Linked DNA regions of Homo sapiens: regions 2 and 3 are each linked to region 1. The links are chromatin contacts, found by Hi-C or POLR2A ChIA-PET in ENCODE. All regions are on one chromosome and are shown on one strand. The core of a region is the stretch at or near the end of the contact, and the rest is flanking DNA. Distances in the headings are between cores, read along the strand shown. Region 1 holds the start of PAN2 (poly(A) specific ribonuclease subunit PAN2). Region 2 holds the start of CDK2 (cyclin dependent kinase 2). Region 3 overlaps RBMS2 (RNA binding motif single stranded interacting protein 2).

Region 1 (3,945 bases), core at 936-3,435:
GCTTAAGTGGCTAGAGTTCTAATGCAGACAATCTAGCATCAGATCCTGCATTCTTTTTTGTTCTTGGTTTTTGGGGGGTTTTGTTGAGACAGGGTCTCACTCTGTCACCCAGGCTGGAATGCAGTGGCACCATTTCCGTTCACTGCAACCTCCACCCCTGGGACTACAGGCACAAGCCACCATCCCGGTCTGGATCCTGAATTTTTAATCACTGCATTACACTGGATACTGTACGCCAGGTATGGTGGCTCATGCCTGTAATCCCAGAACTTTGGGGGGCCGAGGCAGGAGGATCGCTTGAGCTTAAGAGTTCAAGACCAGCCTGGGTAACGTGGCAAAACCCCACCTCTACAGGAAAAAAAAAATTATCTGGGTTTGGTGGCCAGTGCCTGTAGTTACAGCTAGTTGGGAGGCTGAAGTGGGAGGATCGCTTGAGCCCAGGAGGTTGAGGCTACAGTGAGTGAGAGGGCCAATGCGCTTAAGCATGGGCAACAGAGTGAGATCCTGTCTCAAAAAAAAAAAAAAAAAAAGGCTGGGCGCGGTGGCTCACACCTGTAATCCCAGAACTTTGGGAGGCCGAGGCAGGCAGATCACCATCTAATATTACTGTATTAGAAACAGTAATTACAGCTGAGCTAAATAATCTATGTCATGGATGCTCTTGTGTCTCCTCACAGTATCCTTTTTTCTTTTCTTTTTTTTTTTCTTTTTTTTGAGACGGAGTTTCGCTCTTACTGACCAGGCTGGAGTGCAATGGTGCCATCTCGGCTCACTGCAACCTCCGCCTCCCAGGTTCAAATGATTCTCCTGCCTCAGCCTCCCAAGTAGCTGGGATTACAGGCTCCCGTCACCAGGCCCGGCTAATTTTGTATTTTTAGTGGAGACGGGGTTTCTCCATATTGGTCAGGTTGGTCTCGAACTCCCGACCTCAGGTGATCCGCCCACCTCGGCCTCCCAAAGTGCTGGGATTACAGGCGTGAGCCACTGCGCCCGGCAGACATGGATTATTTAGCCCAGGTTATTAGGGATCTGTAACTCTCATGGGTCTGTTAAGTCTTTCTCAATTTGAGACCTCAAGATGGAGATTTCTTAAAGTGTAGGAACTGTCTATGTCTCTCAGCATCCACCTTTTTCGGAGATTCTATATCTAATGACCTGCGAAGTCAGATCAAATCAGTTTGAGAGACCATCTGTGTTTTTCTCTTGGTCTAGGCTCTAGGTAGGATCTCTGACTGGGTATAGGACCCCACCCCTCTGAGTCCTAGAAATTTAAATTCTTGGTTCCTTTAATGAAGGTCTATTTACCAGCCTTTATTGAGAGAAATGTTATAGAATTGAATCCTCCATGAGGAATGTCTCCCATCAGAGTCCCTTTATGTGGCCTTTAGAAACAGTAATAACAGCTGAGCTAAAGTGCTCTGAGACATCTCACAACCTAGACCCATTTCAAAGTAATTAGAGTTCACAGGACCCACGAATCCTTCAGAATAACAAGTCCCAATTTGCCATGCTCATCCCCCTCTGAGGGATAACGTCCAGCCAGCCTCAAGAGCTAGGGGAATTTGATAACCAGGGGCATCTTGTTACCCGGGAATGTTACCGGGGTCTCTGGGGAGGGAACAATCACGGATGGGAGTTTCAGATGGATGCCTGTAGAAGATGCAGCCACTTGGACTGTGTCAGGAGTCCGGCTCCCGCTTCCTTTTTTTTCTCTCCCATATCTGGAAATAATAGGAAATGCCAGCGAGTTTTGGGGGCAACAGGGTCAGAGGTGGCGGAGTGGCTCACTAGGGCACCGCAGGAAGAGGAGGTAGACTAAGCCCCGCTGGGAATACCCAACAGCGACTCCTAGTGCTTTGCCTTGTGTGTCCCTTATTTTAGAGTTCCTAAAGTTATAGAAAGCATAAAAGTTTGGTTTTCAAACCTAGACGTAATTTTGTTCAAGAAGACTAAAAACAGAGTTACTTTCTAACGCCACCCAACAAGTCCGGCGTCTGGCTGCGTTTGTCCCACCGGCGCCCCGTAACCTCTTTTTCCGGCGCGTGCGTCACACGCTCTCTCCTGGGGTCGCCGTACCTGGCTCCTTCTGATTGGCTTAGATGCGCCCGGAGCCCTTCTGATTGGCTAAAATATGCCCCGAGCCCTTCTTGATTGGAAGAAGCGCCTCGGACCCCGGTCCTTGGCGCCGTAGTGGTTAGGTTGAGCCCTAGGCGTGGGGGAGAACTGGGGAAACTGGAATTTCCCGCGGAGCTGACAGCGCTTGCGCTCCCCCTACTCGTTCTAATTCCACGCGCTCCAAAATATCCGCCATGGAGAAATCTTGGTAATGACCCATTCCCCGTAAGCATCCCAGGAACACATCTGACCCTTGCCCTATCCCCCTCCTCACCGCTGCCGTGGGAGAATTCTAGATAACCGATTTTTCTGGTTCCCCCAGAGAATTCTGGGTAACTAGCCGTTTCCGTCACCTTCCCCTGCCCCCGCCCCAATTGTGGGTAACTGGCCATTATTGTTTTCCTCTAGAGAATCCTGGGTAGCTATTGGAGAGGATTCTAGGAAACTGACTTCTCGTTCTCCCCACCGTCCAATCCACCCGTTTTCACCCCCAATTCTGGGAGAAAGCACCTTAAATCCCTCTACCTAACTCCAACCCCCGCAATTCTCGCTCCCTTCACCTGATGATTCAGGGCTGAACAAGGCAAGTGAGCAGTCCGAAGTGAGAAGAAAGGGAAGTCAAGGATTAGGTTAGATAATGGGGTGGTGGAGAGTACAGAGGGCCTAGCGGAGGAGGGATAGGGACAACAGTTCTACCACCTCCACCCCCACTGCCCATCCCTCCCCCGCCTGCTTCATCCTTTGGCTGGCAGTCTCATCCCTCATGCCTGCCTCATCTCCCTCCTGCCCCCATAACCTAGAAGACCCTAAGTACCAGTACCTGGGCCTACCCTTGACTCAGCTACCTCTTTCCCCTTACAGGCCAGGATGTCCATTCTAGGCCCATCGGTGCTGTCTTGCTGAAGGTTGGGTCAGGCATCTAAAGGGACTGTGGTAAGGGAGGGTGTGACACAGGTGTAAGCTGCCATCGTCATCATGAACTTTGAGGGTCTGGACCCTGGACTGGCAGAATATGCCCCAGCCATGCATTCTGCCCTGGACCCTGTCTTGGATGCCCACCTGAACCCAAGTCTGCTACAGAATGTGGAGCTGGACCCAGAGGGAGTGGCCTTGGAGGCTCTTCCCGTCCAGGAATCAGTGCACATAATGGAAGGTGTCTACTCTGAATTGCACAGCGTGGTGGCTGAAGTGGGTGTACCTGTTTCCGTCTCCCACTTTGACTTGCACGAGGAGATGCTGTGGGTGGGGAGCCACGGGGTAAGAACTGTACCCCTTTGTGAGGGTTGAAAGATGTTGAAGGTCTTTATCTGGTCTTAACCCAAGGAAGCTGCTTTGCAGATAGCCAGTACCGAGGAGTTGTAGTGATGAGACAGCTGGGTCTGGTTGGAGGGATAAAGGGAGAATCTAGGATCTAGGAGTAAATGACATATTCTTTCTCAGGAGGCATCCCTTTTTTTTTTTTTTTTTTTCGAGACAGGGTCTTGCTCTGTCGCCTAGGCCAGAGTGCAATGGCGTAATGTGATCATGGCTCACTGCAGCCTCAATCTCCTGGGCTCACACAATCCTCCCACTTTAGCATCTCAAGTAGCTGGGACTACAGGCATGCGCAACCAAGACCAGCTAATTTTTAAAAAATTTTTTAGTCTTACTATGTTGCCCAGGCTTGTCTCAAACTCCTGAGCTCAAATGGTCCTCCTGCATAGAGCTGCCAAAGTGCTGGGGTTACAGGTGTGAGCCACGGCACCTGGCCAGCATCCCACTTTTGTCACAATTGCCCATCCAGTGTTTTGATTTATCTTGATAGTTGTACCCATCACTTAGTCTGTAGCC
Region 2 (3,945 bases), core at 987-3,486, 370 kb after region 1:
CAAGAGATTATTTCTACCTAGTAAGAAACTGTTAGCCAGATATTTTTAGTAACTTTGTGAATACCCTAGTTAACACCTCTTGGGAAGCTCAGAGAAAAAAGACATAAAGGGACTCACCTCATGGGTGTAAGTACGAACAGGGACTCCAAAAGCTCTGGCTAGTCCAAAGTCTGCTAGCTTGATGGCCCCCTCTGTGTTAATAAGCAGATTCTGAGGTTTAAGGTCTCGGTGGAGGACCCGATGAGAATGGCAGAAAGCTAGGCCCTGGAGCAGCTGGAACAGATAGCTCTGACAAAGGAGAAAGAGAGGACTGTGTTTCTCCATTACAGTGAGCAGACTGGGTTTGCTCTGTGCCCCTAAAACTCTACTAAAGCCTTTATTATGTTGGATTATAGTTACATATTTACAAGCTATTTCTCCCAATGGACTGTCAGCCCAGAGAGGATAAGGACCAAGTCTTACTCAATTTTCCATCCCTTTTCTACATCCTGTGCATTGAAAAAATGTTTGTTAATAGATTGAAAGTAGCTCTGGGAGTGAAGAATCCAGCCCTAAAATAGACAATAGGGACTCACTAGCTAGGTCTTCCACCAAATGGAAGGGCTTTTTGGAGGAATTTACCAAGTGCTCTCAAATCCCGTTTATCTGAGTTTCATCTGACCTCCCACCTGAGTTGCTAGGTTGACTCACTAGAGTTTCAACTTTGATTGTTCAGTCCAACCCTAGGGTTAATGAATATAATGAGCAGGGAAGGAGACACAAAAAGAAGGGGAGTGTGTGTGTATAGGAGATGAGGGCTCAGAAGGAGGCCAAAATCATAAAATATCACCCTGAATTGCCTGCCACCAGTCCCCCAAGACATGCCCATGATGAGAGGAGCTGATGAGAAGCATTACCTTGATGAGGGGAAGAGGAATGCCAGTGAGAGCAGAGGCATCCATGAATTTCTTGAGATCTTGGTGCAGAAATTCAAAAACCAGGTAGAGTTTATTTTCTGTGTGAATGACATCCAGCAGCCTAGAGAAGGAAAGTTTGAGGAAATGGAGGTGTGTGAGAGAGAGAAATGCCCACACTGTACAGACAGAACTTATCCTCCTTTCCAGCTGGATCACCTCTCAGACGCATACTTACTTGACAATATTAGGATGGTTAAGCTCCTTAAGCAGAGAGATCTCTCGGATGGCAGTACTGGGCACACCCTCAGTCTCACTTGGAGAGGTTGGGAAAGCAGAGATGGGAATATGGTTACAAATATTCCTTTCCCCCCCACCTAGTCATTTCTTTCCCCCAAGGAGACACCACCCAGCACCCCCTAGGAAAGTGAGAGAAGAGAAAGGGTGATGGTAAGAGCTAATTCTTGGGTAGTCAGGGTGTGGTTTTTGGATATATTAAGGCCATTATCTCCTCTTTTCCCAGGGGTAGGTAAGTAAAGCCGCCTGGTGAAGGTGAAGCAGGGAGACTGTAATGGAGGGGAAAAAATGCAGGAGTAGCCCCCAGCCTCCCCAGAGGGGCCAGTGAGGTTCAACTGCCATTCTTTGGAAAGAGGAGAGAATTCTAAGGTGAGGGTGGGGCAGTGAAGAGGGCTCTTCATTCAGAAAGGCGATTCTCGCCGGTTCCCACATAACTCCACTCCATGGAGAGTCTTGGACCTCATCTCAGAGACCTCCTTTCTCTCCCCGAGTCTGTAGTCGCACATTTGGGGGCACGATCCGGCTCAGTTTGGGAAGAAAGTTTTCCATGGATTCCACACCACCCTATACTCTCCCCAGGGAGTATAAGTATACTCTTCACCTTCTACTGGCCCCCAACCCACCTCTCCACTTCTAAAGAAGTCCCTCCCTGCTCTCTTCCGGTCCCTGGACGGCTACCCGCCCGTGGGGGGTTGGGGGGGACAATCAAGGAGGTCCCCAGTTAGGAGTCCCGGGTACAGAGGCCACTCACGTGTCCAGGCGGATTTTCTTAAGCGCCACCACCTCTCCCGTCAACTTGTTTCTGGCTTTGTACACAACTCCGTACGTGCCCTCTCCGATCTTTTCCACCTTTTGGAAGTTCTCCATGAAGCGCCAGCGAGTCGGGTCAGCCCGGCCCTGGAGCGGGGGCCTGGGAACCCTGCAGAAGGCGGACCCTGGCTCTCGGGGGCCGAGGAGGGGGAAACAGGGCCCAGTACCGTGGCCCCGGGTCGGGATGGAACGCAGTATACCTCTCGCTCTTGTCAATTTGGCCAACTTGAAACAATGTTGCCGCCTCCCACCGAGTTCCCGACCGCCACCAGAGGCCCCGCCCCTGCTTCCCGCGTTTCCCTGGCTCCGCCCCCAGGCCTTTCTATTGGTCAACGTCAGAGCCGGGGGGCGAGCCCAGCGCTCCTCCCCGCAAATGATCCCGCCCCAGGCAAGTTTGGTTCTTGGGGGCTAGACAAGTTTCTTCCCCGGTGGGGCGGCTGAACACTCTTCCCAAGTACCTGCTTTGGGTCCAAGTTTCCTACCTATGTCTCTAGTCTGTAGGGATTTCTTGATTTCTAACTCACTATTTTCACCAATCCTGGGGAAAATATGTATCGACCTAAGGTTAAATTCCACCTGGCCCAGGAGCCTCCTTTGGAAACCAGGAAGCCGGGAATCTCGTTGCAAAGGAATCCTGGGCCTCAGAGGAGTCGTTGCCTCTGCCTCATAGCATACCCCGACACTGTCTCTGTTTTGGGATGCAGGGTTCTGTTTCTGTCTTTTTGAGAAGTTCCTGGTTTAATTCACTCTCCCATGATAAACTGTTGTGTCTGGTATGTGTTACGCAGCTGCCTTTCAGTTAGCTCTTGCCCGGGAGTGCATCAAGATGAGAGTGACCCAGTGAAACCAGAAACTGTCATTGAGTAGCAGGATGGGAAAGCAATGTCTAGGGACCAGGATCCCTTTGTCAGTTTTTCCTTTTTCCTCTCCTCCGGCCCCTCCCAGGCCTTCTCTGAGGGAGAAGAGGAAGGGCTATGCAAATGAGCACCCTTTTCTTATATAGGGGCCTATCCCAGTCCCCCCAGTGCCTTTGGTTGCTGGAGGGAAGAACACAATGGATCTGGTGCTAAAAAGATGCCTTCTTCATTTGGCTGTGATAGGTGCTTTGCTGGCTGTGGGGGCTACAAAAGGTATGTGTGGATATGTGGACATGAGCAGGTGTGAACTTGGGGATGAATTCCCCCTGCTCTGGTTTCTGTCCTCCTAATGGGAGATAGCGGCAATATTTCAGGCGTCTCCCACTCATTTGATTTAGTGAGGATGTGGGCACCTGGGCTCCCTCCCTACATGGAGATTTGGGATTTTGCCTGAAAATAATCTCATATGCTTGGAGGGGCAGAAGGATAGAAGGTCTCTGTGGCACTGATTCTGAGGCTTCCTTGGCAGTGAGCTGGAGCACGGGCTCCAAAGGGGTGAAATGTGCAGGAGACTCTTTTAGGAAACGTCTCTTGGGGTAGGAGATTTAAAGTGGGGAGTCAGAGAATGTGGTATTGGGTAAGAACACTAAGGAGATACAATCCTCTCCTCTTGGGATGGGTACGGGTGAACACAGCCCAGACCTTTTGTTCTGGGGCTGGAGAGATAGGCAGAGGGGTCTCAGCTGAGCATCACATGAAAGGGCTCTGGGGGATTGGGCCTCGTGACAGGAGCAAGGGGCGGGGGTGGGGTGGTGAGAGGGTCTGGAATGTCCCGTGCTGCTCTGAGGAGAGTTGGAAGTGGAGAAAGAATGGGGTATCTTATGACTTCTCTTGTTCTAGTGGTGGGATGCTCAATAGATGATTCCAGATCCTCCCCCAGCAGAATCAACTAGGGTTACAGCACACATTAGAAAGGGAATGAGGCCGGGCGCCGTGGCTCACGCCTGTAATCCCAGCACTTTGGGAGGCTGAAGCAGGTGGATCACGAGGTCAGGAGTTCGAGACCAGCCTGGCCAATATGGTGAAAC
Region 3 (3,945 bases), core at 834-3,333, 260 kb before region 1:
CTCATCTTCACTGCCCCCTTGAGCTAGGTGGATTTTCTCTTCATGACAAGAGTATTTGGTAGGGAAAGCAGGTTTAAAATAAAAAGACAACCCACCCCCTGCCCTTTTGCTTCCCTCCCATCAGTCTGGTTGACAGGAAGAAACCACACCATCAACACCAACAAGTTTCTGTGTTCCTTTTACAGCAAAAGGGACTTTTTATATAACCAAATGTGGTGTTTTAGTGACTTTTTGATAATGTACAGTTTTTTGTGAATTTAAATTTATTTCTTTCTATATTTTTAGGACCAATCTCATTTTTAATAAGGTTAAAAAGAAAAAAAAAGTCTAGCGAAAAAACTCCTGTTTTTGCCATGTGATGTTCCACAAGTGCAGCTGTAGAAAAGTGCTTGTCAGTTGTTGAATAAAAAAAACCACATTTGATAGAGATTCAAAAGACTCTGTGTATTCATCTTCCCTTCTACACACCTGAGGGGGAGACGGCGTTGGGATAGGTATGACTGGCTTAAGAGACCACAGGCAAGGGAACAACAGGGGCTCCTGTTCCATACCCTCTGTGTGGATGGAAAGGGTCATTAGTGCTCCTGCCTAAATGTCTGGCTGAGTTGCTGGAGCAAAGGGGGATTCAGTGCATCCAGGTCCTGCCTTGTGAGATGTGGCCCCAGCTTCCTAAGCTGCCACCTCTGTGTTCCTGTCATAGCAAATATGGGACCATCACCAGCTTACCACTTCCCACTCACGGATAAGACACCAAGACGTAGACTTTTGTGTTTTATTTAAAAAAAAAAAAGTGTGAAGTAAGACAAAATGGACCTCTACCAAGTTGTAGGGAAGGACAAGGAAAAGACCAGGGGTAGAAAAGGAGTGTAAGTTTTAGAATGGTGGCATTGGCATAGATGTGGGAAGAGTATAAAACTAGAAGAAGTCTCCAGATAAAAATATGCAAAATATGTCTGTTTAAGTATAAACATTTTCTGTCCACATGCAAAGAGGTGTTTACCCACCCAAAAAGGGTATATGTTGGAGTGGGGACTTCACTCGCGCTGGATATGTATTACCCTCCAGCCTGGAAACTTTGTCTTGGTGCAACCCCCTAAACTGTATGTTAAGGTAGAAAAGGAACATTCGCTTCCAGCCTTATAAAAATGACAGACTCCCTCTTTGGTGTTTGGTTACCTTCACAGCTATACGCCAGCCACTGAGCAGCTTTCTTGTCCTCTTAAGTTCTAAACTCTGCTCCTATGCTGGTGTCCTCCAACCATTACTTATTACCCTAAGCCGTCACTGCACAGCCTACTCCCCTGGCCTATCACAGCAGGACCTATCTGGAGAGTTCACACTATTCTAGGGCGATCAGTGAGCTAAAAATCCCAGAGAAAACACTGTAGGAATAGAAATTCCCAAGTTTAATTCCCAAGAGTTTAAAAATTATGAGCCTTTTCTAGCCCCCACCTTCCCAACCCTCAGAGAAGGACAGTAAAGAAATCAGTGAATCCAGGTATTTACCTGTTGTTGAATTGTGAGGTTGTGAGGTAGACGTGTAACAAGGACAAGGAAGTTTGGGGATCTGCTTGGAGAATGAAGGTTTATTCAAAACAAGTGGACAGGTCAGGGGTAACGGGTGATGAGGGCACCTGGCTTTTGTAATCATGTGGGGACTGTCCCCTGGGAGGTGCAGCAAAAATCAGAACGGAGACAGAAGCTCACAGTCTGGTTTTAGCTGCCAACTCCTATGGAAGTCCATAGCTGACTCCTATGGAAGGCCTACCAAATGAGGAAATTTCAGGAATTTGCTAATGCGTGGGAGGATTGAAAATGTAGGCAGCACAGAAATAGAGTAGTTGGTTTAAACGGGAATCAGGAAGGATTGGTATAACAAGGCACAAGATTTGGAATTTACCCTTTACAGACTGGCTTTTATAACACCCACCCTCGTCTCTGAAGCCTGCTGATTCAGGGCTAGCAGAGCCTAGGGGCAAGTTTGGGCCAGATCACCCACCCAGTTTATTGCCCTTGGCTAAGAATGCAAAGCCCCTCATGAGCGCAATGCTGCCACTTGCCCAGAAGGTGGGGCATGTGCACAAGGCAGCAGCAATAGTTCTTTTCTAGAAGACTAATAGCCACTGCTACTAGGGATTCCTAGGACATTCCAGCAAGGCCTCTCACAGCATCATATGACGCAAAGTAACAGCCCACGGGTTGACATTGGAGTGACAGGCCTCAACTCCCAATGGGTTGACATTGGAGTGACAGGAGTAGGCACTGGAGGCACTAAGGGAGGGTGAGTGAGCTGATTGTCAAGTTAGGAAAGGAAAACGAATGGAGTGGAGCTGAAGTGGCCCAACCCAGCGCATGGCCTGTGAAGCAGCAAAGTCTGGTCTTCATCTTCAATATGAGTAATGTCCTCTTACCACTCCTTATCTGTTACTGACAAGGTCTATTACCCTTTAGAGCCACCAGGCTTCCTGGCCTGGGCAACTCTACAAATTCTTTAGTTAAAAACACTACAAAGGGCCGGGTGCAGTGGCTCACGCCTGTAATCCCAGCACTTTGGGAGGCCAAGGCAGGTGGATCATTTGAGCCCAGGAGTTCAACACCAGCCTGGGCAATGTGGCAAAACCCTGTCTCTACTAAAAATACAAAAATTAGCCAGGCATGGTGGCAGGCACCTGTAATCCCAGCTACTCAGGAGGCTGAGGCAGGAGAACTGCTTGAACCCAGGAGATGGAGGTTTCAGTGAGCCAAGATCACGCCACTGCACTCCAGCCTGGGCGACAGAGCGAGACTCCGTCTCAAAGAAAAAATAAAAATAAAAAAACTGAAAAGGCCAGGTGTGGTGGCTCATGCCTATAATCCCAGCACTTTGGGAGGCCGAGGTGGGTGGATCATTTGAGCCCAGGAGTTCGAGACGAGGCTGGGCAACATGGCGAAAACCTGTCTCTATTAAAAATACAAAAATTAGCTGTTTGGAGGTCAGGAGTTGGACACTAGCCTGGCCAACGTGGTAAAACCCCATCTCTACTAAAAATAAAAAAATTAGCCAGGCATGGTGGCACAAGCCCATAGTCCCAGCTACTTGGTGGCCGGGGAAGGGGTGGCTGAGGCAAGAGGATCACCTGAGCCTTGGGAGGTCGAGGCTGCAGTGAGCCATTATGGTGCCACTGCACTCCAGCCTGGGCCACAGAGTGAGACCCTGTCTCAAAAAAACAAAACAACAAAACCAAAAAACCAAAAACATTAAAAACAACATCTCATCCAAGCATGGAGGCTCACACCTGTAATCATAGCACTTTGGGAGGCTGAGGTGGGAGGCTCACTTGACAGGAGTTCAAGACCAGTCTGGGCAACATAGTAAGACCCCTGTCTCTACAAAAACTTAAAATAACGAACTGGGCTTGGTAGTATGTGCCTGTACTTCCAGCTACTTGGGAGGCTTAGGTGGGAAGAACCCTTGGGCCCAGGAATTCAAGACTGTAGTAGACTACGACTGCATCACTGCACTCCAGCCTGGGTGACACAGCAAGACCATCTCTAAAAAATAAAATAAAGGCCGGGCGCGGTGGCTCACGCCTGTAATCCCAGCACTTTGGGAGGCTAAGGCGGGCAGATCACCTGAGGTCAGGAGTTCGAGACCAGCCTGGCCAACATGGTGAAACCCCATCTCTACTAAAAATAAAAAAATTAGCCGGGCATGGTGGTGGGTGCCTGTAATCCCAGCTACATGGGAGGCTGAGGCAGGAGAATTGCTTGAACCTGGGAGGCGGAGGTTGCAGTGAGCCGAGATCGTGCCATTGCACTCCAGCCTGGGCGACAGAGCAAGACTCTGTCTGAAAAAATAAAATAAAATAAAAACATCTCTCTCCATCATCATCTCCACATCTTCCTGACCTCTCTACTGGCACCCTCCTCCAAAAAGTCCAATCAGTTTAGGGTCTGAGTATCATC

Evidence for each region. A loop is a pair of places that touch in the nucleus more often than their neighbours do. ChIA-PET counts read pairs that join two places held with the same protein, here RNA polymerase II (POLR2A). Pooled maps may share reads with other maps.
Region 2: a pooled map shows a loop between it and region 1 (4-fold over the local background). The contact joins the promoter of CDK2 here to the promoter of PAN2 in region 1. A Hi-C loop is called at or near these places in 2 of 37 single-sample maps with no recorded cell type and 6 of 50 pooled maps. POLR2A ChIA-PET finds 5 or more read pairs at or near these places in 6 of 52 experiments (AG04449, CD4-positive, alpha-beta memory T cell, CD8-positive, alpha-beta memory T cell and 3 more).
Region 3: a loop to region 1 is called in a map of heart right ventricle, with 2.5 times the contacts of the local background. The contact joins the enhancer-like site here to the promoter of PAN2 in region 1. A Hi-C loop is called at or near these places in 1 of 168 maps with a recorded cell type or tissue (heart right ventricle) and 2 of 50 pooled maps.

The regions. Positions count from the first base shown.
Region 1 is chr12:56,332,240-56,336,184 of GRCh38, reverse strand. It overlaps PAN2 (poly(A) specific ribonuclease subunit PAN2), which reads left to right and starts at 2,185. Exons shown (of 26, transcript NM_014871.6): 1 at 2,185-2,323; 2 at 2,977-3,372. The coding sequence starts at 3,091. RefSeq lists enhancers at 1,748-1,917, 1,835-2,054, 2,180-2,349 and cis regulatory regions at 2,264, 2,249-2,280.
Region 2 is chr12:55,965,121-55,969,065 of GRCh38, reverse strand. CDK2 (cyclin dependent kinase 2) reads right to left here and starts at 2,236. Exons shown (of 7, transcript NM_001798.5): 1 at 1,942-2,236; 2 at 1,132-1,209; 3 at 897-1,017; 4 at 118-288. The coding sequence starts at 2,057. It overlaps PMEL (premelanosome protein), which reads left to right and starts at 3,024. Exons shown (of 11, transcript NM_001384361.1): 1 at 3,024-3,130. The coding sequence starts at 3,055. RefSeq lists an enhancer at 2,466-2,545.
Region 3 is chr12:56,592,414-56,596,358 of GRCh38, reverse strand. RBMS2 (RNA binding motif single stranded interacting protein 2) reads right to left here. Exons shown (of 14, transcript NM_002898.4): 14 at 166-3,945. It overlaps BAZ2A (bromodomain adjacent to zinc finger domain 2A), which reads left to right. Exons shown (of 29, transcript NM_001300905.2): 29 at 1-763. Among named protein-coding and RNA genes, the nearest start is that of BAZ2A, 36 kb to the left of the region's middle. Within about 2 kb of position 2,083, at least 20 of the 41 ENCODE cell types and tissues checked have a DNase peak (open chromatin) inside an H3K27ac peak, as active enhancers do; they include heart right ventricle, where a contact is called at or near this core.